Regions from separate parts of the Mus musculus genome. Here regions 1 and 2 are each linked to region 3. Evidence: chromatin loops called from intact Hi-C (ENCODE). Cell type or tissue: heart. All regions are shown on one strand.

What was found. Hi-C counts contacts between places; a loop is a spot of excess contacts. Peaks named below come from ENCODE experiments on the same cell type or tissue, not always from the same donor. Only the 100,000 strongest peaks of a DNase experiment are listed, where the experiment ranks them.
Region 1: a loop joins it to region 3, with 2.1 times the contacts of the local background. A loop is called at or near these places in 6 of 42 quality-filtered maps.
Region 2: a loop joins it to region 3, with 9 times the contacts of the local background. A loop is called at or near these places in 7 of 42 quality-filtered maps.

The regions. Positions count from the first base shown.
Region 1 is chr11:58,230,431-58,238,430 of GRCm38, forward strand. Gm51898 (a long non-coding RNA gene) reads right to left here. Exons shown (of 4, transcript XR_003949689.1): 2 at 7,950-8,000. It also overlaps the pseudogene Gm5038. Among named protein-coding and RNA genes, the nearest start is that of Gm51898, 5.3 kb to the right of the region's middle. In heart, a CTCF peak has its summit at 4,973 (motif pointing right); no DNase peak of the experiment used is centred here; H3K27me3 peaks cover 1,064 bases.
Region 2 is chr11:58,632,983-58,640,982 of GRCm38, forward strand. It overlaps Trim58 (tripartite motif-containing 58), which reads left to right and starts at 7,483. Exons shown (of 6, transcript NM_001039047.1): 1 at 7,483-7,902. The coding sequence starts at 7,486. In heart, a CTCF peak has its summit at 3,810 (motif pointing left); a DNase peak (open chromatin) is centred at 5,569; H3K4me3 peaks cover 715 bases; H3K27ac peaks cover 622 bases; H3K27me3 peaks cover 3,551 bases.
Region 3 is chr11:58,297,048-58,305,047 of GRCm38, forward strand. Gm39827 (a long non-coding RNA gene) reads right to left here and starts at 5,566. Exons shown (of 4, transcript XR_001780091.2): 1 at 5,496-5,566; 2 at 5,130-5,374. n-TEctc10 (a tRNA gene) reads right to left here and starts at 5,201; the gene lies at 5,130-5,201. It overlaps n-TLcaa3 (a tRNA gene), which reads right to left and starts at 5,533; the gene lies at 5,427-5,533. In heart, CTCF peaks have their summits at 4,298, 4,905 (motif pointing right) and 5,122; DNase peaks (open chromatin) are centred at 4,284, 4,904 and 5,554; H3K4me3 peaks cover 2,767 bases; H3K27ac peaks cover 1,751 bases.

The DNA of each region.
Region 1 (8,000 bases), 67 kb before region 3:
AAGTGCTCCCGGTGATGTCACTATCGCCAGAAGAAGCAGGTCTCAGGCCTCACGGGAAGTGGTACTCCTGGAAGCACTTGGCGTGGACACCTTTCTGGCACTTCTCACAGCGGGTGTTGGTCTGTGAGTGGCAGAGGGCACACGGGATCCTCTTGTCCTGATGGACAATCCAGTGTCCAATCATATCTAAGCGGCTCTCAGTTTCCACCCGCCAGCTCCGCCTCCCCTGTGAGGATGTCTGCATTGCTCTCCAGATGCGCCCGAGGCCACGTGTCTGCGGAAGGCAAGCAGGTCCCCCTGCCTGTCCTGGCAGCACATCCTGTGCAGCTGCCACACATTGTTGAGGGCTGCGTCGATGACGTAGCTGGTGAAGCTCAGGTACCACTTCTTGCCTGGATCTTCACCTTGTACTTGGCAATGTTCTGATCCATTCAGTCAACTCCTCTGGCCTTTTCCTGATAGAGCTTCACCAGGGATGGTTGGTGGACCTGTGCCTGAGCTTTGGCTGCTCCTGGGTGGTGGCTGGGCACTCTGACTGGCTCTATGCCCACCACGTTGGAGCAGATGTTTACCACGTGGCACACAATGATCTCCTGGCTTTCCTCCACTCTGTAGTGAAAAGAGTACCTTCTCGTTTTCCTTAGTTCTTTGGGATCCTTGAGGGGACAGCGCTCGATCCTGTACTCACAGACAGTCCCTGTGGCTTTCACTCCTTTTCCCCTCAAAATGGACATCAGTTTGACACTTGTAAAAGACCTTGTCAAAGAATATGTGGTTCGGGAGGCAGCTATGCTCCTGAAGTGCATCCACAAATCTGACCACCATACTGGCCCATCTAAGCCTCTGTCCGGCTTGGTGAAGGTTCAAACCACACCAGGTAGCCTCTGCTGGCTTCCCTGAGTGCAGATGCTTGGACACCGCCCACCCAACCCCCTCCCCAGTGCTCAAAGTACTCACAGATCGATTCGCCAAAACTGTAGAACTCTCCAGGGGAGCATGCTTCTGGAAGTGACAGTTCATACGGACGATGAGGGGCCTGAACTTGGCAAACCTATCGCTTTCATCATAGAGGCCACTGTTACCCATAAAACACAGGTAGGAGAAGATCAGCTCAAACCTGTCCCTTCTGATAGCATCAGCCACAAGGCGATGATGAGAGTCAGGAGCTGTCTCCCAAAACACCAGCCTCCTTGGATAGGAGATGTACTGACTTAAAATCAAGATGCCCAAAACACACTTCAGTTCCTGAGTCATGAGATTTAGGGTGAGCATAACGGTTGGTTTCATGAACAATGTAACTGGTTGTCCCGTCACCAAAAAACAGTTCAGAGAGGCCCACAAGACTCAGCTCTTTGGTTTTGAGGTCCTCTATATGAGGATCTGAGACTTCCCAGCTAACCAAAGTCTGGATGGGTGTCTCTCTTGGTCCAAAGACGCTGAGGCTTGCCTGCTGCCTGCTGCTTTTTCTTGGCTGGCTGCAGCTCTGGGTCCTCCTCCTCCTCCTCCTCCTGGTCTGAGTCCCCAGACACAACACAACTAATGCACGCAGCACCCATCCAGGCAGCTAGGCACCATTCTGCTCACTGTCTTCTCCCCCAGAACCCTCATCAGCAAAGTCCCCAGAGGCATTGTCAGGGGGTGCAAGGGAAATCTCCTCCCTGTTGCTGCCAAACTCACCCTCCTCCAGAGCGGTCAGGACCTGGAGCAGTTTAGGGGACCTTACTGTCCAGTGTGCTCCTCTCCTGGCAGGGACAGCAATGACAGAACAGTCAGGGAGAGACCACTCAGCTGGGAGAGCCTCAGGGAGTGGGGCCCATCAGGTGTAGCATCACCAGTGTGAGTCTTTCACATACACAGAGCGGGTGTGAAATGCTCGTGGCCCTGGGGGAAAGCACTTGGCCTCTTTGTAGTGAAAGATGAAGGAAGTTAAGCCTTGCTTGACATCAGTACTCACAGTGGGGCCAGTGCCCACTTTCCACCACCACCCTCCCCAGATGCCTCATCTCTTCTCTGCTCTCTCCCTTCCTCCTCTATGTTTTGTGAATAAACTGCTTAGTGAGGCCCGACAGGATGAAGGGATTAAGAAAAGTCCCCAACTAGGGCTTTCAAGCATGGAATAAATGTTCCATGAAGCATCGTGTCAATCTCTTACTGTGAGTCTGCAGCCATGACAACCAGGGAAGATGAGGATGCTCTCCTCAGGGTCTAAGCCTGTAAGACCTAAAAGTCAGTGTTTTAGCAATAAAAAGCAATAAGCTCTTTACCCCTTAAAGGGACATTTTTTTTTTTTTTTTTGCTTAAGACTCACTAAGGAGAAGGAAATGCATGGGACACACACAAGAAACAGTATCAACGGACTCATTTCAGCGCAGGAACAAACAACTCATTTTAGCGCGGGAACAAACACCCAACCGAATCAGTGTCGCTCGTTGGCACCGCTATGGACATTTGGGGTTAGAGAAGTCTTTGCTGGTAGGAAATGGGGACAGAGCCAGCCCTGTGCGTTGTCCCTGGCTTCTGCCCACGAGGTAGCTGTAGAATATCTTATCCCCCTTAACTGCTGAAATAAAAATAAAACAATTCCAGGAGCCATAAACATGGCTCACTAGGTAAAGGTTACACAGGCCCGGCAGCTTGAGTGCGGGCCCTGGAATGCAGGAGAAGGTGGAAGGAGAGAACTGGCTACACAAAGCTGTTGGGATGAAGGAGCAAAATCCCCTCTGATGTTCCATGAAGAGGGAACTGTTCTGCCTCAGAACTGCCCAATCTGGCAACCACAGGCCACAGCGGCTGCTGGGCACTTGAAAAATGGCTGGAGAAGCTCTGAATTTAAGTAGCCACATATGGTTAATGTATGAGACAATGAGATTCTAAATATATTAAAACCTAATTGTGAGGGCTCAGCGGTTAAGAGCAATTGTTGCTCCTCCAGAGGACCTGAGTTGGGTCCCAGTACCCATGTCAGGCAGCCCACAACTGCCTGTAACTTTAGCTCCAGGGACTCTGATGCCCCCTCTGGCTTCTGTAGCACTTTAAAACACACACTTTAAAAACTTTAAAAAAACAAATCATGAAAAAGCCAACATTTTAAACTACTTACTTTTAAGTATTTTATTTTTTGAGGCAAAGCCTCATGTAATCTAAGGTTGAATTTGAGGTCACTTTGTAGCTGAGAGGTGAACTTCGGATCCCCCTGCCTGTACCTCCCAGCGCTTGCCACACTGTTGTTGTTGTTGTTGTTTTTTAAATAAACTTTTTTTTTTTTTTTGAGACAAGGTCTGTCCACATAAGCCTGGCTATCTTGGAATTCACAATGTAGACCAGACTGGTCTAGAACTCACAGTGAAATGCTTGTCTTTGCTTCCTGAGTGCTGGGATTAAAGGCTACCACGCCTGAAAAAAAAAAAATTAAGCTTTTAAAGAATGAATGAAAGCCAGTATAGGGAAGTTTTTCTTGAAGAATGTAAAATTAAGAAAAGTTAAATGTAAGCTGGATGGGGTGGTGTGTGCTTTTAATTCCAGTACTTGGGAGGCAGAGGCAGGCGGATTTCTGAGTTCAAGGTCAGCCTGGTCTACAGAGTAAGTTCTAGGACAGCCAGGGTTACACAGAGAAACCCTGTCTTGAAAAACAAAACAAAAAAAAAACAAACAAACAAACAACCCCACCACCACCAAAAAAAGTTCTTGGCTTTCCTACAAATCAGCAGTAGGCAGCCTCTTAACCTCTAAGATATCCCCAATGATCCCCACCTTCCTGGGGTCCACACCTGGTGTGATCCTCTTCCTGTGAGCCGGGAGCACAGGGGGACCTACTTCTGACAATCAGAATAGGGTCATTACAGTGATGTATCAACTCTGAGAAGAGGCTAAAGAGAAACTGGCCTTCTCTACTGCCTCTGTCTCTGTCTCTGCCACGGACCACCCCAGTCAGGTATGAGGGTCCCTGGGATGAAGGTCCTTGAAGCTAGGTGGGTCAGGATTCGGCGGTGACAAACAGAAACAAACAGAGGCAGTTTGAATCTGAGTGTATTCTGCAGCTCTCAAGCAGGGGATTTTATACATTAAAAACAAACAAACAAACAAACAAACAAACATTACATCTCTTAGAAACAATATCCAGTGAAACAATCACAGATACCAACAAAAATCATTTGGCAGAGTAAAGCACAAAAATCATCCAAGCATTACAACTCTGAAACTATGCATTCAGTGAATCACAAACAGAACAGGTAACATCATTATAAATCATCAAAATAGAACAATTCTGAAAGGGTGTATTCAGTAGGGGCTGTCGTCCAAGGCTGGTGGCATATTTCCAGGAGCAGGTTAATACATCTTTAAAGGTCAGTGCTCTTAACCGCTGAACTAACTCTCCAGCCCCATGGTCAATTATTATTTAACATCTAGTGCCTGATTTTTTAAAAAATAGTCTTCAATGTATAAATTTAAACTATTTTAATTCTTTCTAATTAAGGCTTTCTTTACCATATACCAAAATTCACCTCCGATGACACAAGAATCAAGAGTATGCAGGAGGAAAAAGATCCCAGCGACTATTAAGAAACACCATTACCGCCACAATAGGAAAATGGACAAAAAGATTTATGGGGACAAAAGAAACATAAGTGTGAAAACATCTAATTTCCCCACCACTCAGAAAATGAAAATGAAAACCAGAAGATATCATTTCGCGGGTAGAAAATCTGTAAAAATAAATAGAAAAGGCAAAGGCAGCCACAACCAGGACTGGAAGCAGACAGTGAGAAGCTGAGGTAAGAGGTGGCAAGGCCACTGAAGAGTTCGCAAACTAAACATTGTACACCGGCCTGAGCCACGTGTTTAAGGCAGGGGTTTCCAACCTGGCTTAGGAGACAGACAAGTCTTTGAGTGTGTTGGGGGCGGGTCCTGAGTTGTGGGAGCCAGGAAACTGTATTGCTGATTCCAGGGTGCCAGCATATCCTACACTAACCACTAGGAGGCAGTAGTAGCACGCTAACGACAGCTGTGCAGACCCAGAGGTCTCCCTCATCAGCCAGCCTTCTTTAGAGACTCCTGACCTAGAAGGGAGAACACCTCTATGCTCAGAAACACTCATGTCAGTAACAGGAAGCCAGGAGCCCCAATGGCTCACAGAATGGATGTAATGGATACAATAGCCCCATAAGTCACTTCTGATTCCAAAAATACACCATAGAGGGATGCGATATAATCCTAGCACTTGGCAGGCTGAGGCAGGAGGATCATTCTGAGTTCAAGACTAGCTTGGGGTACATAGTAAGTTAAAAAAAACAAAAAGCAAACAACAAACAACCTGTTTCCTTTTACAAGGACCAGACGTTAAACAAAATCAGAATCATATTCCCTGGAAATACACACAGATCCACAGTGAAACTGTCATGAAAATGATTAGACAGAACTTCAGAACAGAGCCTCTAAGAGAAAGGTGCAATTATGGCAGCTCCGTGGGCACTAGTCTTTGGATCGGGATCAGGTTCTTCTGAAAGGACATTTCCTTAGGGGGTAGGGAGGGGACACACGCCCACTGTACACCTGTCAACTTTGGGGACACAGTTCTGTCCTCCTCCCATGTGGATCCTGGGGTTCAGTGTTGATGGCAAGTGCTGTCCGTCACCGAGCCACCTCAATGGCACAGAAGTTCTATTTATGTTCTGGGACCCTTTCGACTGTTCCTGCTTCGTATTCAGTCATGCACTTCTTACACAGGGCCCAGCACAGGGACACCTACGAAGAAACCTGAGTCAACTACTGCCCAGTGGGAAATCTGCTGCCTTACACAGCAGGGGGAAAGGCACACCAGCCCACTGAGAGATTTCTCAGAGGTAGAAGATGACAAACATTTAAAGAGTCATCTCCTTGCTTGACAGTCTATAGCCTCTGAAGAGGAAATCGCCTTAAAGTGCACAGGAGAGTATATGCCCGAGTTACTGGAAGTCCTACTAGCCAGCATTCTGACAGACTCCTGCCTCTGCTGCTGCCTCTGCTTCACCTGACCTCACCCTCAGACTTCCTCAGAGCTTGTGGAAAGGCCTCTCAGGTGATTAAAGCACTCACACGGTCCCTACTGGCCTCAGCTAATCTGAGTATGTCGGTGGGGCTCAGGTCTCTCCCGTATTCACTTTCCTAAGCAAGTGTCAGGTCTGTAAGAAAGACCTTGGCCTTTCAACTCTGCTCCCTGCCCCTCTGCAATCAGCCTGGTGACAATGTGGAATATGGAGCCACCAGTGAGAAGCTGTGCAACTTTGACACACCCTTCACTTTATCTGGGGATCACTTTGGTCCCCAATCTCACTGGGCTTTGGAAACAGGGACTCTATTTCTAATGAAGGGCATTGGGCCTGGCTTCCCATGTAGGCGACTGCTTTAGTTTCCAATGCCTTCCTTGTGATGGGAGAAGTCAGATGTGCTCTAAATGCTGAGTTTGCCTCGACTCTTTGGCATCACACCTCGAGGCAGACCAAAGGTTCTTTATAATCTCAGAAGGCACAGGTTTGCTTTGAGACACTAGTTGATAAAGAGATGCTTTGGGATACGTTTGGTAAATGTTAGACATCTGGCCCTCTCCCCACTTCTGGTCACACGTGGGACAAAGAGTGTATGTGCCTTCTATTCATTGGTTCATGTCTTTTCCTTTGCTGTGCCCAAGGCGGGCCTCATTCACTTACTAACATGCCACCCAACAAGCCCCAACCGGTCACTCTGTCACATCCTGTCTGAGTGAGACACCTGCCCAGGCACAGTTGAATTGAGAGAGAGAGAGAGAGAGAGAGAGAGAGAGAGAGAGAGAGAGAGAGAGAGACAGCCCTGTGGGTCTGGCAGTGACCTGGCCTGGCCTTATAAATGTGTTTGTTTGAAGGATTTTGGACAAAGTCATAAAAGGTTGTCCCGGATGGAAGCCCAGAGTGAATGGGAAGAGTGCCTTAAAAGGCTGGTGGTGGTGGTGGGGATGGAAGGGAGGGGTCAAACCCCACAAAGTGCAGGTCACAGCACGAAGGGGCAGGAGAAGATGGCAAGCAGGGAAGAGGACAGAACAGTTTCAAGACTTAGGAGCCATGCTGAATGAGCAAGGCTTGAAACTTGGAGCCTCCAGGACCACTCTGAAGAGTCCTGAGGAAAGGGGAACCAGCAACTGTGCTATTTAATACGTAAACATCTCCAAGGAGATGGGGCATCTCAACGTAATTAGACCTACGACAAAGAATTCGGGATTTAGACAAGGCCTCTACAAGTCTGCTACTCTGTTACATAAGATGGTAATTTAGTGGAGGCCTTGAAGTAAACTAGTTTTGCAATTTTTTTTTTAAATGTGAAAATAAACTGGGCGGTGGTGGCACATGCCTTTAATCCCAGCTTCAGGAGGCAGAAGCAGGTGAGTCTGAGTTCGAGGCCAGCCTGGTCTACATAGTGAGTTCCAGGATAGCCAGGGCTACACAGAGAAACCCTGTCTCGAAAAACAACCAAACCAAACAAACAAACACCAAAAGCAAAAAACCAGACCAAACAACCAAAACAAAAATGTGAAAATAATTTAAAATATTACTTTAGGTTAGGGCTGGGACTATAGATTAAGTGGTAGAATGTCTGTCTATGGTGTACAAAGCCTTGTGTTCCAGTTCCCATACTGAGTAAGCCAGGCTTGGAGGAAAATGTCTGTAATCCCAGAATTTAGAAGGTGGGAGTAGAAGGATCAGAAGTTCAAGGTCACTCTCCGACAGATTGGTGCCGTCATAAACAGGAGTCACGCGCAGCCCATCAAGCTGGCTAGGGTAACAGAGGTGTTGGGCAGGGACAGTGCCTGTGGAATTTATGGATGACATCACATCAGCCTCTCTATCATTGGAAACATCAAAGGCCCCGCTTTGATGATGGGGGAGACTGAGACGAGTTCACCCTATTGGAGTCAGGAAGAGAAGCTCAGAGGTAGTGCTCACCTTGGTGCTGGGACCTGGATATCCACCACTTAGCCCATGGGATGACCTGCA
Region 2 (8,000 bases), 340 kb after region 3:
ATCTGTTTTTCCATCAAATATTCAAAGCAACAGTACCAATGGCCATGGCCTTTGAAACCATGAGCCAAAATAAACATTTCCTTAATAAGTTAATAACCTCAGGCATTTTAATCACAATGCTGAAAAGCTAACTCACTCATAGACATGCAAACTCCCTACATAGCTCCATCCAGACTATGGAGGCCATATCTGTAAACGTGACTTTTCCTCCCCTCTCTAAATGCAGGAGGTGGGAGAGTCGCGTCTGATCTAGTCAGGAAGCGCGGAGAGTTGAAGACATCGCTGTAGCTCAGTGTCGTGCATTAAGGGAGGGGCACAGCGTCTCTCCTGATGCTGTATTTCACTTCTTAAGTCTGTGCTCTGGAAGCTTCTAGATCATTCGTTTATGGTAAAGGGAGAATGGTCTGAGGCTTTAGAACTACATGAAAATGAAAGGAAGAAGATGCAGAAAAAGCGAGATAAACAGATTGCTTAGAGAGAGGTATTGAAGCCTGGTGGTGGTGGTGGAGGAGGAGATAGCAGGGGAGGTGGCACAAGTCTTTAACCCCAGCACTAGGGAGGCAGAGGTAGACAGATTTTGGTGAATTTGAGTCTAGTCTGGTGTACAAAGTGAGTTCCAGGACAGGACAACAAGGACTGTTACACAGAGTCTCGTCCCACCCACCCCACCCCACCCCCTCCAAAAAAAAGGAATGGAAAGAGGAACTGAATTAAATGGGTTTACAAGAGTTAATATGTTAGCTTACTGCACATTTTAAATGCATTTTTGACGGTCTAAATATGTATCCCAGAGTGACTGGGAACTTCCTGTGTAGACCAGGTTGGCCTCAAAACCAGAGATCTGCCTGCTTCTGACTCGCAGTTATTGGGATTAAAGTTGCATGTCACCACTCAGAGCTATACACACATTCATGAATGTCATTGGCAGCTTGAGACTTTAGATACATACATTTAAGTGTAAAGGGAAGGCGGTCCTAAGGCTTTTGGTTGTTCAGAAGTGTGCTATACTTAGGCACCATACAAGCAATAATGATTCTGACAGGCGGGAGAGACAGCCATGCATCTTCCAGAATGTTATTCTATGATCTCATAGACAAGAAGAACTTTGTTTGTTTGTTTGTTTGTTTGTTTACTTATCTGTACTAATTAGATGCAGACTGATGACCAAATCTCAGTGCAGCTTTGCCAGAGTGAGGACAGAGGAGGAGGTTTTTCTAAAAATCAGATTCTCTCCTCAAAGCCCACCTGCACCTGCCTCAGAAGCCATACCAACACCGTTCTTATTCGGACTCTGCCTGAGAAACCTAGAGCCAGAAACTGTGGCCGTTGGGAGAATTATCTTCAGGCATCACTTCCTTGCTTTGTCTATAAGGAATGCAGTGAGGACTGACTCTGCATCGTGGGTCTGTATCTGTAGTGTGGACGCGCTGGTGTGAGCACTGTCTGGCAGCATCTTCCCCGGAGAGCAATCGATAACACCAGAATCTTATTAGTGCTTCTTAGTATTCCAAGGGAAGATTTGGGTGCCAGGGCTGCTATTGATTTAGAACCATTCTCTGAAATCAAGCAAATGAATCAAACCACTGTTAAATTAAAACAAAGAGCCATCGAGGAAAGATGTCCAGTGTGGGGGATCAACAGTTACCCCTTTCCAGACAGCCACATCATGGAATCACAGGTGACTTGCTATTGTCTTCGTGAGCCACTTGGTGCCTAATTAGAAAGTCTCACTTTTGAATATCCCATGTTGAATTCACAATAGAGGAGAGAACTTCAGAACAATTAGACCCTGCAGACAATTGAATGCGTTCCCCAAAGATCTGTGCTTCCTTTTCCTCTCCCCAGTGGGTTATCTGACTGTGGCGCCAGGTCTGGAGGAGCAGCGTCGTATAGTTTAGAATCTGAATGAAAAAAAAAAAAAAAAACGAATTAAAAAGGAAAGGAAAGAACATGACTGCTCCAAGGTACGGTGGAAACGAAAGTTTACTGTAGGTAAAAGGGAGACATAATCAGAGGCAAGGATATCTGGGAGAGTCCAGAATAAATATTACCAGGCTGAGCTGGGCCATGTGGGGAAACAGGGAGGGGAATGGATAAAGGAAAGAAGGAACCCAGGCACAGCAACTAGGAGGCCAAAGGTACCAAAGGGTGGTAATGAAAATATTGGGAAGGGCAGCCCAGCCCAGCCCAGCACCACACACACCACAGCTGGTGAGTTTAGGGTAGAAGGCAGGCTATGCCAACCCTACCCAGTAACAAGTAGGGACTGAGGGATGCGGGGAGAACCTGGAGGCCAAGTTTCCTTTAATATATTAATAGGCATCTCAGCTGTTTGTAGCAGGAATCCGAATCTCCATCCACAATATACAGGAGCAAGCCTCCAAACAGATGCAGTTTTAGGTCAGAGGATGGAGGCAGACAGGCTTGTATAACTCACCAGAGGCTCTGAAGGGGATCGTAGAGCATTGAGTGTGGATCTAGGTCTGCCTCAGCTTCAAAGCCAAGAATGCTGAGGAAAATTCTGGAATTTGCAGGTGCTGCAATAGTGGTCTCAGCCTGCTCACCAGCAAAAGTGAATGTTAACCTTACAATACCAGGCTTCTGGCCCAGCTATGGAGTCCAGAGCTAGTAAGCACTACACACTAAGAGACCAGACACCATCCCCAAATCAGAGTGGTGAACTGGGGTAGAGAGCCGCCTCCACACGAAGCTGGGGAGATTTGGGGTACAGCTCCTTGGTCTGGTATTTTCTATCACGGTATTCATTGGAGATCTGCTTTCCTGACAAATAGAGAGAGAGAGAGAGAGAGAGAGAGAGAGAGAGAGAGAGAGAGAGAGAGAGATATTGATTTTATTTTACTTCTAAAAGAAAAAAAGCTACATTATATATATTCTGTAATGTCTCATGTCTTGTTTCTCAGAGAATGCTGAGGCTTGTTAGAGAGACCATCCTCAGCCATACTCCAAGGTTTCTCCCAATTTCACTTTCACTCTTACACAAGAGGAAAAGACACGACTTTCTTTTTCTGGTTTCTATAAAGCAGATAGGTTTTACAGAGATTAATAAAGGGCTAATTATTTGGACTAGTTGATGCAGGGTGGGAAGGACAGTCTCCAGGAGGTCACTTTGTGAATGAGTGCTGGGGGCCCGAGCTAAGTGGAAGAATTTGGGCACAAAGTGACAGCTGTCGCCTGAGTCCCCTTGTGCAAAGTAAGCTAGCATCATCATAAGCACAGGAAGAATGGGGCGCAGAGAGAAGTTCACTGTCCAGTGGGCACAGAGCTTCCAGTGGGCTGGAGGGAAAGAGTTTTAGAGAAAACCAACACATTACCAATACCTTCAGTGCCACTGAACTGTACGCTTAAATCTTAAACTGTACGCCTTTTAAATTTCAAATACTGAACTATTAAATGTACATTTGAGGTTTTAAACTTTGTAATGTACATCTATCACAATTTTTAAAATTAAGAGAGCAATATGGGGTACAGTTGTTTAAACGAAAACTGAGGTCCTAAAAATAAAACAGGAAGGAAGGGACTTGCTGAGTTTGGTGGGGAGAGGAGGAGAGGGAGAAGAAGGCAGAAGCGAGGGAAGGAAAGAGGGAGGGGAGGGGGAGGGAGGGAGGGAGGGAGGGAGAGAGAGAGAGAGGGAGAGAGAGAGAGAGAGAGAGAGAGAGAGAGAGAGAGAGAGAGAGAGAGAGAGAGAGAGAGAGCCCCCCCCATACAAGCTGCTCAGGAGCACGCCCAAAACTAGAGAAAAACTGTTGGGCACAGGGGTGTGGCTCCCCCTAGTGGCCCAGAGGTGGAACTAAGATGCCTTGGGCGCTCACTGGGGAGAACACACTGCCTTTCTGAAGAGGTGGAAGCCAGACCAAGGCCCCAGAGGAGTGAAGGTGGTTGGGGTACAGGTGTCAGCAAACTAATACAAGGACAGAGAAGACAAGACAGAGTTGGAGAGGAGGGGTAGAGAGAGAGGCAACTTAGAAAAAGACTTAAACTCATGAGCAAGCTTGTGGAGCTGGGGGTGGGGGCGATGCTGGGCTGCACGGGAGCAGGCACACCACCAGAGGGAAAAGATCCTGAGAAAGTGTACATCTCAGTTAGGCCCCCCTCTCTTTAGAAAGCTAGGCGGTGCCGGGGATGTATTTCCACACACTGTATTGCAGCTCCTCTCATTCCTGTTCACCACAGACCTGGATGCGTGTCCTGTAAGAGAATCTCATGTAATTTCAAGAACATTGGGGCCAGTCAGATGGCTCAGTGGGTAAAGGTACTTCCTGCCAAGGCTATCAACCTGAGTTTGATCCCCTAAACACACATGCCGGAAGGAGTGAGCACTCTAAACAGCTGTCCTACGACCTACATATAAGTGTGCCATCACACACACACACACACACACACTATAACTAACAGTTTGTGTTTTAAAAGAATAATGCTACAGCTCTCACCCTGGACTACAAGTCTGGGAGGGAAAACAGTTTTAAGTTCAGCAACTGAAAAGCTAGCAGTGAGCTCACCCATCCTGATGCCCCTGGCCCCAGAAGCATGCTGTCCCTCCACTTCTCGTTAGCCTCCTAGGTAAAGAAGTCTGGCTTCGGGTGAGTCCCTAGGGCAGAGAGCTGTGGGTCCAGACATTTGCCTGATATGCTTTTCTGTCCCAAGATTGATCAGATACACGCTACAGCATCTGTCCTAGTGATGGAGACAGAAAGCAAAAACATTTGTGTACCTACCCTGTGGAAAAGTGCAGATGGCCACCCTTGGACTCTCCCATGCAGGCTGTCTGGAATAGCCTGTGTTGATTCTGTTTGTCCACTTTATTCTTTATTCTGTTCATATTTGTTGAATGGCCACAGGCTCCTATCATCCTGTAAAATTTGTGTGTGTGTGTGTGTGTAGCTCTAAACAAGATTGAGGGACGCCCTCAGTACTAACGTAGCTAGATTCTGATTCATCCTTCCTTTTGGGTTCCAATTTCTTTATCTTTCTCCAATTGCATAGAGTTGCTATGTGGAAAACCTCTACTAAGTGTGTGGTACCTATTGAATACTCCGAGGAACCTTAGAGAGAATGACTTTAACACCATCATCCTTGTATGTGAGATGAAATGCAGCAGGGGGCACAGACACCGTCTGCCCCAAGGCACTCAGTAAGAGCCTCTCTGTCTGTAGCTAGCCTTACTTTGCTCCCTCTAAGCCTTCTGCCCTGCTTTCTCCTCTGATGTCACCATCTTTAGTGTTTTCTGCATTTAGTTCTGAAGACTCTGTTTCAATTATCCACTTAACCCCGAGACAGATGGCCTCGAGAACACTTTGACCCTGCACACCATCAAAGCTCCAAGCCAAGCTTTGCCTCATAGTAAAGCTCTGCGAACCTCGGAGGAGCTTGCCAGGTCCTGAGTCACCAGCCGGGCCACTCCTTGCAAGTTTATTTGCTATTGTTTGTCAGGACCAGCCTTTCTGGAGGCTTCTTAGTCATCTGGATGTAGCCAGCCCCTCTGCCCAGGACACTTGGGGGGGGTCACACAGCTTGGAACAGGCACTTCGTCATTGCCAGCTTGTCCTCCTCTGTTAGCTCAGAGCCCTTTGAGGTCCAACCTCTGTGGCTGCATGTTAGGGTCCCGTGCTATGGTCCTATGGGGGCTAGAAAGGAGCATTTCTCCTGGTTAGTACTTGTGTTAGCCTGATTCTGAGATGGTTTTCACCAGCTGAGCACAAGGCTCCTGGAGGGATGAGGTCCAACCTCCAGGCTTTTCCTCCCACCTTCGTATCCAAGACTGCCCCGAGACTCAAGACTCCCAACACACACATATATAATGGTGACAGATGGATAAATGTGCCAGCCACCAAACAAACTGACCTTCAGTAGAGTCACGGAGTATTCAGGTGACAGACATTAACACGTCACCTGAACAGATAGACTCACCCCAGTCCTGCCTCCTCATGGGACCAAGTCACAACACATCTTCAATGAAATCAACTTACTCCTACATAATCGCCTCAGCCTCCCTGTGTCAACAAGTGCAGTTTTCATGGGCTGGACTGGAAATTGTTCCTTTCAGAGGCTGGAGAGGTGACTCGGTGGTCAAAGAGGACTCGCTGCTCCTGCAGAAGGGCTGAGTTCTGTTCCTGACACCCATGGCAGGTGGCTCACACGCATCTGAAACTCTAGCTCCAGGGGATCCTGTGCCCTCTCTGGCCTCCTCGGGCAGGAGGGCACCTATTATACTGTTCTCATCCATGCTGGGCTGCCCACCTGCCATTACCACACACGTCATCCTCGCATCTGTCCTTCCAGTGGTATGGTAGTTTATTTCTGAAAGTAGAAAATCTCAAGAAAGAAAGACTGAGGAAAAAATAAGTATTTTTTCCAAGGGTGTTTTTTGTTTTTGTTTTTGTTTTTGTGATTACAACAGAAGTTCATGGTACCATTCAGTAATAGTGGGGGAAGAGGGCAGGCGTGCCCCACATTGGCTGATGTGGCATGAGGGACTCCTAAGAGGCAGGCTTATTTCTGATTTTGTCCTACTAGCAGGGCAACTACCCCCAGCCAACTTCATGTGTAATATGCACAGATAGACTCAAGAGCTAACCCTAAGTCTGCATGCTTCAGGAAATTCCGGGAACTTTTGTTAATCTTACATTTGAGGTTTTTCCTGTGTGGGTTGTGTGAGTGAGTGAGTGTGTGTGTGTGTGTGTGTGTGTGTGTGTGTGTGTGTGTGTGTGTGCTGCCACTCCAACATGGAAGCCAGACAACAACTTTTGCCAGTTAGATTTCTTTCAACCATGTGAGTCTGGAGAGTCAAATTCAGGTCAGGTTTAGTGGCAAGCATCTTTGCCATCTTATGGGCAATAAATAAATAAATAAATAAATAAATAAATAAATAAATAAATATTACTGGGGAAGGCAACTTTGTTGGTCTTGATGGTATAGTCCTATCATTCCAGCTATTTGGGATGCTGAGCCAGGAATAGGGTGTTCCAAGTCAGACTAGGTGTCAGAGTGAGTTCAAAGACAGCCTGGACTACAGGTGAATTCAAGGCCAGCCTAGGCAAAATTGGTAGATCTCCCATCCCAAAATAAGAGACTGGGGGTGTTCCTCAGTGGTAGAACTTGCTTGGCTTGTGTGAAGCGCTGGGTTCCACCCATACTACAAAATCATGCTGCAAGCTTCAATAGCCTCTAAATGTGAGTTAGGGTGGCGTAAAAGCTGCATTATATTAGACTCAAAATAAAGATAGGGAAGGAAAGAATAGGAAAAAAAAAAAAAAACAAAAAACAAAAAACCAGAAGAGGAGCTGCTGGGTTTCTGAAGAGGTGACAGTCATTGGACTTGTTGCTGTCACCAGGAGTGGCTCTTTTTGGCTGCTGGATCCGGGCCAGCCCAGGCGATAAAACCCTCAGGGCCTGTTCCCCTGCTTTTGGGTTTCCTTCCTTCTATGCAGACCGCTAGGGTAATAGGAGCTGCTGCCACAAGCTAAGGCCATGGCCACGGCACCCGGGGAGCGACTGCAGGAGGAGGCGCGGTGCTCCGTGTGCCTGGACTTCCTGCAGGAGCCCATCAGCGTGGACTGCGGCCACAGTTTCTGTCTGCGGTGCATCTCGGAGTTCTGCGAGAAGTCGGACAGCGCTCAGGGCGTCTACGCCTGTCCCCAGTGCAGGGGTCCCTTCAGGCCCGCCAGCTTCAGACCCAACCGGCAGCTGGCCAGCCTGGTGGACAGCGTGCGGCAGCTGGGGCTGGGCACGGGACACGCGGGGTCGCGTCAGTGTGCGAGGCACGGTGAGGACCTGAGCCACTTCTGTGAAGAGGACCAGACGATGCTGTGCTGGGTCTGCGATACCAGCCCTGAGCACCGGAGCCACCGCACAGAGACGCTGCAGGAGGCTGCCAGCCGCTACCAGGTGAGCCTCAGCTCAGGTTCCCGTGTGGAAATAGGGAAAACACTGAGGCTGATGACCTTGGAATGTGAAGGGACATGTACCATACAGAGCCAAATGGT
Region 3 (8,000 bases):
CCAGGGAAGCCCATCATTTGGCAGTGACTTGGCCTGAATTTTGTCCTGAAGGAAACTCTCAAGGTTGTGAGTCATCCTGAGGGTCACAGCAAGAGACTAGGTGGCTACACCATAGCTCAAAACCATAGGCAGCTAGGCACTGTCAAGAATCAGCTGAGATAAGGCTGGGTGTTGGTGGCCTATGTCTTTATTCCCAGCACTCAGGAAGCAGAAGCAGGTAGAACTCTTGAGTTTGAGGCCAGGAGAGTGAATGAGTGAATTCCACAGTATAGTTTTCTTCAGAGATTAAGGCAGAGACAGAGAGAGAGAGAGAGAGAGAGAGAGAGAGAGAGAGAGAGAGGCAGAGACAGGCAGAGAATCATAAACAAGCATGTTAGCTGTTCATGTAGGCAGGGTAGGCATTATTTTATCCCCTAGGGCTGTTCACCAAAGCACAACCCTGAGAAGCAGCCCCAGACAAAACAGTCAAGACCTCACCCCCGCAGCATTCACCCGGAGGCCTTTGTGCAGATACTTGGGCCACAGATTGTTTCTCGCATGGCCGATTTATCCATCCACTTACTCTCTCTCCCCGCAGAGAGCAGCGAGCTGTGTCCTCCCACCTCAGAAGTTAGGTTGAAAGCAGCTTAGGAAAGAAAGAGTGTAGAAGCCCAAGTTACAGTCCATCTCAGCAGGGGAGTCTAGGCAGGAACTTCAGGAGCTAGTCAGTCAAAAACAGAGACATGACCAAGAGAGATGGCTCAGTGGTTAAGAACACTTACCACTTAGTCATGAGAACCAGAGTTTGCTTGTCAGGAACCACAAACAGCTGTAACTCCAGCTCCAAGTGCTAGCACTCTTCTAGCTTCTTTGTGTACTTGCACACACACACACACACACACACACACACACACACACACACACACACACACACACTCTGACTCTTACAAAGGAACCATGTTCTGTTCTCAGCACCTACTTGGTGGCTCCTAACCCTCTGCAATTTCAGCTCCAGGGCATCCAATGCCTTCTTCTGACCTCTGAGGGCACAAGGCATGCACAGGGTGGAAATACCTACCTACCTACCTACCTACCTACATACCTACCTACATACATACCTACCTACATACATACCTACCTACATACATACATGCAAGCCAAATACTCCAACAAATAAAATAAATAAATCTAAAAATTTAAAACTAACTAAATAAAATAAATAAAATCTTGAAACAAAAAGGAGCAAAGCATGGATAAATGAATACATGCTTTGAGCTTAGCGGCTTTTTCAATTCTTACACTATTAGGAGTGGTGTTACTCTTTTCAGGCTGGGTCTTCCCACATTAATTAAGTTGCTCAAGATAATCTCCATTAGACATACCCACATGAGTTGTTGTTCAGGGAGGTCTCAGAGCCTCCTACAGTACAGCCTCTTGCTATTCCTCTTTGGTGTCCGCCAGAGCTGGTTGATAAGACCCTGAAGATATCACATGTCCTGAAGTCAAGTGACAGAGAAATCACATCTGCTGGTCAGTTTTCATAAGGCAAGAAGCTGTCATGCAGGCTGCCAGAAGAGAAAAATCACCAATGGTGGTACCCAGCTGGGAACCCTACCAACTAAACTGCCAACCTTCCAGGTAAGATGTGCCTACGACTATCACGGGGAAAACAAACATTCTTGATTGGTTTTAAGCCTGCTCCACCAGGCAGAGTAAACTCTGTTAAAAATCCATGGCCAAGGAGGTATTCTGTCTTGGGTAAGGGGAACTTACTACTACAGTTTAACTAAATCAGTGCAATGCCAAGGTGCCTTACAGTCACATTCACAGACGAATGCTATTCTAAGTTGTAGAGAATGTTTGCAGGGAATGGCGGGGAGGGCAGAGACACAGGCGACCTCTGAGTGGTGCTTTCCTTTCTGTCTTGTGCAGGAGCTTCTTTGAAGAACTAATGACGTGCGGAAATGAAAGAACTAGGAGCTGGCTTTTATCTTGTTAGGGAATTATTTTATTTTATTGTCTTGCTATGTAGCCTTGGATGGCCCAAAACTCACTGTGTAGACCAGGCCGACCTCGAACAGAGATGCAGTCCTGAGCTCAGGGATCAAAGGCATGAGCCATTTTTTTTTTTCGAGGCAGGGTTTCTCTGTATAGCCTTGGCTGTCCTGGAACTCACTTTGTAGACCAGGCTGGCTTCGAACTCAGAAATCCGCCTGCCTCTGCCTCCTGAGTGCTGGGATGCATGAGCCATCTTACTCAGCATATTTTTATTTTCAGTCTTGCTCTTTTCTAGGCTAGGCAGGTTGATCCCCAAAAGGGCTCTTGTATCTGAATTGCCACACTCCCTAATTTGGGAAAATTTCCACTATGATTTTTATTAAAATGTTTTTGACAATGCCTTTAGTATGAAGTTCTGCTCCTTCTCTGGCCCTGACTCTTGGATTGGTCTTTTGTGTCCATCCATCTAGCGAGCCTTGCTTATACGTCCCCGTTCTTCGACCTCACCTTCCATATGTCTGGCCTATCAGTCTTTCTATCAGTGAGGCTTCCTCACAGCACCTTATTTGATTGCATGTGTTCTTCATACCCAGTATTTCAGTTTGTTTTTTCCTAAGCATCTCCATCTCTCTGCTGAGTTCCTCTTTTATATATTGTATTGATTCGATCTGTTTTTCACTTAGCTGGTTGTGCTCTCTTGGAATTCACCCAGGTGCTTATTTACGACTTCTTTCATTTCTTTAAACATACCTATAATCTTTCTTTTTTCCTTCTCTTTCTGGGATCTCATCTATTTTGCTCTACCTAGAGATCAAAACATAGCTGCCCTGTGCTGTGTGTCACACCAGGCAGGGCTGCACTGCAGGCCCAGGGCACAAGATAAGAATAGGCAAGGTCTAGCTTAGTGGGCTATGTGGCTCTGACTGGCCTGGGACTCAAGAGGGTAGACCAGGCTGACCTCAGACTCACAGAGATCTGTCTGCTTCTGCCTTCCAAATGCTGGGACGCAGAGGCAGACGAATTTCTGAGTTCCAAACTCGGGAGGCAGAGGCAGACAAATTTCTGAGTTCGAGGCCAGCCTGGTCTACAAAGTGAGCTCCAAGACAGCCAGGGCTATACAGAGAAACCCTGTCTCAAAAAACAAAAAAAAACAAACAAACAAAAAACAAAACAAAACAAAAAAAAAGAGTACTGACTGCTCTTCCAGAAGTCCTGAGTTCAAATCCCAGCAACCACATGGCTCATAACCACCCGTAATCAGATCTGAAGACAGCTACAGTGTACTTACATATAAGAAATAGGTTTGGAGCTGGGCGTGGTGGTGCACGCCTTTAATCCCAGCACTCGGGAGGCAAAGGCAGGCGGATTTCTGAATTCGAGGCCAGCCTGGTCTACAAAGTGAGTTCCAGGACAGCCAGGGCTACACAGGGTGTCTCGAACGCCCCCACCCCCAAATTAAAAAAACAAACAAAAAATAGGTTTGGAGGTCTCAAGAAAGTGATCACATAACCCCAGGGCAAAAGTTTTACTGTTGCAAAAGGGTGCACAGCTATGTCAAAGTGAATGAGCAGGCACTCAGGGGTCTCCGCTGGCATTTTGCTGCTAACACCCAGGGGGCAGAGCTCAGCCTTGCAAGCTCACACAACTGGATAATTTAAAGCAGTGCTGCTAGTGAGCAGTCTGCCACCGTGAGCACAGAACGCTGTTCATTTCAGGACAAATCGGGAGATTTTTGGGCAAATGATATTTTTTCCGTTTTTTTTTTTTTTTAAAATGATGTTTTGGGGGCTGGAAAGATGGCTGAGAGGTTGCAGCTCTGTTTGCTAGCACAGTACCCGTGTCAGGCGGCTCACAATTACTCCAGGGGCTCATGTACTCACACCTACATACCTACACATGCGCCTGCATATACACATAATTAAAATTTATTTTAAAAAATCTAATGTATTTCCCTTGTCTTATTTAACCCTGGTAGAAAAGACATACTTCTTTCTTGGTTCATACAGTCTGGGGCACACAGAGTAGACACCACACAGACCCAGAAAGCTAGAAAAGGTGCCTAGTGAGAAATGAATGCTTCCGCTGAAAGCGTCAGAAATGACTCATACAGACTCAATCCTGTGAAGATGTCAGAGATGTTAAGGACGTAACATAGGAGGCCTGCAGACATAGCAGCTCGCTGAGAAGCGCATGCCTTCTACGCAAGAGGCTTTTGGATTTGCGCTCCAGCACCGAGGAGAGAAAAGGGGCCTGTAATTTAGAGCATATATCCCGTCTAAGTACTTCCATTTGTTCTCCATTATTTTCCACAGGCGCTGGAAATTCCTAGAATGAACAGCAGGAGCCGCTGTGGAGGGAGGGCACGGTAGGCACAGCCAGGAGGAGGTTTGATTGAAGTTTTGCACTAAAATGGCAAACGTAGGAGGAGATGCTGGTGTCCGTGTCCTTGGGTGTCTGTGTGAAGTAACAGCAGGCAACTTTCAAATGGTAGGGCAGGGAGGTGGACACCTGTGAATATCCATCTATCATCTATCTATCCATCTATCATCTACCTATTATTTGGCTTCTAATCTCCTGTTTATCAGTTAGTAACCATCTATCAATCTGTTTGTTATCTGTCAATCACCTGTTATTTATCATTTGTTAATGTTTGTCTATCAATAATCTTTCATCTGCCTACCTATTATTTATTTGTCTTTCATCTGTTTGTCTACCTGTCATCAATAAACTATTTTCTGAAAGGCAAAGAATGTGACAAAATATTGACCAGGATTGACTCTAGGTAAAGGGCACATCAGTGTTCACAGCGCGGTTTGAATTATTTCTGTTTTCTAATTAGAAAGGCAAGTGCCAGCAGAGGGAGCAAGGCCCTTCCTCAGGAGCTACTGTGAGCCCCACCCGTGGGTAGCTTTGGGAGCCGCTGGTTCTGAAGGGGCGCCAGGGGGCAGTGAGTGCTGCTTTGTGTGCTTCGGATAACACAGTATTTCAGCGTCAAAGCCTGCCTGCTGGTGTTCATAAGTGCAGTACGGTTCTCTGTTAAAACAGAGAGTTACCGAATTCGATCTCAGCTGTATTTCTTAAAGATTTAATCCGATCTTTCATAAATAATGAAACTTGGAAAGTCGGGAAACAATACAAAGCAAAACAAGTACTTCCCTGACCGGGAATCGAACCCGGGCCGCGGCGGTGAGAGCGCCGAATCCTAACCACTAGACCACCAGGGAAGAGATAGTAACAGCCCTCTGGAGGCACTAGACTAGGTGACGACAATGGTGACGAACAACTGCAGTTCCGTTTGTGAACCAGAGACTAGGCAACCAGACAACCAGGCAGCCAGATGCTGGGGACGTAACAATGCCCGAAGCTGTGAGGAATCTTGTAGGAGAAAGGTGAGTTCCTGAACGGAGGAAAATAAAAGACACTCTTAAAGAGAGGAAAAAAAGGAGTTGTGTCAGAAGTGGGATTCGAACCCACGCCTCCATTCGGAGACCAGAACACCCGTAGGTAAGGCTTGTCACCTTGAGTCTGGCGCCTTAGACCACTCGGCCATCCTGACACTTGCTGAAACTGCTCAGCTCTACTTGTCCTGGATCCTGTGATGCAGCTGGCACTGTCCCTGGTCTCGAGCGTAGGAATTGCTGGCTTCTTGCTTCGCTTGGAGAAGATCCTAGGCCAGCACCGGACAGTGAGCTCTGTGCAGTCGCTGTCTGTGAACCCCAAAACGCACTTCTGGGTGAGACGATTGCAGCACTGAGCCTATGGAGTTGCAGCCGAGTACGCACCGTAACTCTTGCTCCCATGCAAACGCACCCAGCATTCGGAGGCCAGGCTAGGGGCTCTGCGTTTACCGCTCCGAGAGACCTGAGTTCGGTGAGTATCGCTCCAGCAGCGGCTGTACGACCCTGAGTGCTTTAGCTCCCAACGGAAGGCCACGCACCGCCCTGCAGAACAGTCATGGACCCGCTTGCGGATGGCCTTCCTCTGAGATCACCCGTCCTTCCCGTTTTTTTCTCTCCCCCGCAACTTTTTTCTTCATCCTTGCCTCCCTTCTTCCTCCACTTAACTTCAACCTTCCCTTTGCCTTGGTGAACTGATGAAGGAGATAATAAATACAGATGTGCAACTGGCGAAGAAAAAAAAACCCACCAAACAAACAAAAAACCGAACAAAACAAAACAAAGCACAAAGTTATGAAAGGTAGAGGAGTCAGAGTTGCTGATGTATACAGGCACGAGGTGCAGGCGCTGGGATTGGATCAATGTTATCCTTAGCTGTACAGTGAGTTCTGGAAACACGAGAACTCGTCTCAAAAACAAAATAAAAAAGCAAAACAATAACACATGACCCATCCAATCATGATATATATCATGGGCCTATCTCTGGATATATACATATACATATAAATATATAATTTCAAATAAATGAATGAATCTAAGGAAAATATCCTGCCCTTGTTCAAATGGTGAGGAAAGCTATTCTATTTAGACTATTTATTATTTATTATATATTATTTATTTATTATATATTATTATTTATTATTTATTCTATTTAGACTATTGCGGAAGCAGAGAAATACAGATTGTTTAGATCTAGCAAAGACAGAAAAACAGCTGGGGGTTGTAACCAAGGAAACGGTGGCCAGGGTGGGTGGAAAGTTCTTAAGAGCCGATGTCAAGGGCATTAAACATCCCACAGAATTCTTCAAAAACCAAATCAAAGACTTAGACCTCCAAGGCGAGGGATGATGAACTTGTTATTCGACAAAAGCCCATCTCTCAGTGCGGGGGTTAACTGATGGAGTTCTCCACGGACTAATCCAGGGGGGATGGCTAAGCCGAGACAGGTGGGGGCCAAGGTTCAGGCCTAGTCAAAGGGTCCAGAGGAGGTTAACTAAGAGTTGGTTAATGATGGATTTGTAGGATGTTAAAACCACTCAGAGGAGAGTTTGAAGAGATTTTTAAAAGTAGCCCATGTAGCCAAAATGAATGAATGAATGAATGAACAAACGAACGAATGAATAAATACATGGTGTAAAGAGATTGCTTATCAATGCGGGTGTGTTCAGGTCCCCAGTGTAATAAACTGTGATGCTTGACATATGGCTTCTTATTTGAAGTTTTTTTTTTCCCCTGACAGAGAATAAATTATTTTTTATTTTTCTTTTCATTTCTTCCCTTTTCTTGTCTGTCTGTCTGTCGTTTCTTTTCTTTCTTTCTTTCTTTTTCCTTTTCTTTTTTTTTTTTTTTGGAGACAGATTTCTTTACATAGCCCTGGATGTTCTGGAATTCACTTTGTAGATGAGGCTGGCCTTGAACTCACAGAGATCTTCCTGCTTCTACCTGAGTGCTGGGATTAAAGGTGTGTACCACTGTATCTGGTGAACATGCCTGGGTGCAGTGAACAAAATTCTTAATTAAAAAAATATTTTTATATATTTTATATAATATATATGCATTTATATATTTTATATATTAAATATATTATATATATTTTATATAAAAATATATTTTTATACATTATATTATATATATATATATATATATATGGTGTGTCTGTGTGGGAGTTTGTGGGTACAAGTGCAGTAGTGCAGTACAGAGTCCAGAAAAAGGTGTTGGATCCCCTAGAGCTGGAGTTAAAGGTGGCTGTGATCTGTCTGGTATGAGGTCTGGCAACCAACTCTGGTTGTCCACAAGAGCAGTAAGCACTCTGTACTGGCTAGTTTTGTGTCAACTTGACACACCTGGAGTTATCACAGTAAAAGGAGCTTCAGTTGAGGAAATGCCTCCATGAGATCCAACTGTAAGGCATTTTCTCAATTAGTGATCAAAGGGGAAAGGCCTCTTGTGGGTGGGACCATCTCTGGGCTGGTAGTCTTGGGTTCTACAAGAAAGCAAGCTGAGCAAGCCAGGGGAAGCAAACCAGTAAAGAACATCCCTCCATGGTTCTGCATCAGCTCCTGCTTTCTGACCTGCTTGAGTTCCAGTCCTGACGAACTTGATGATGAACAGTAATGTGGAAGTGTA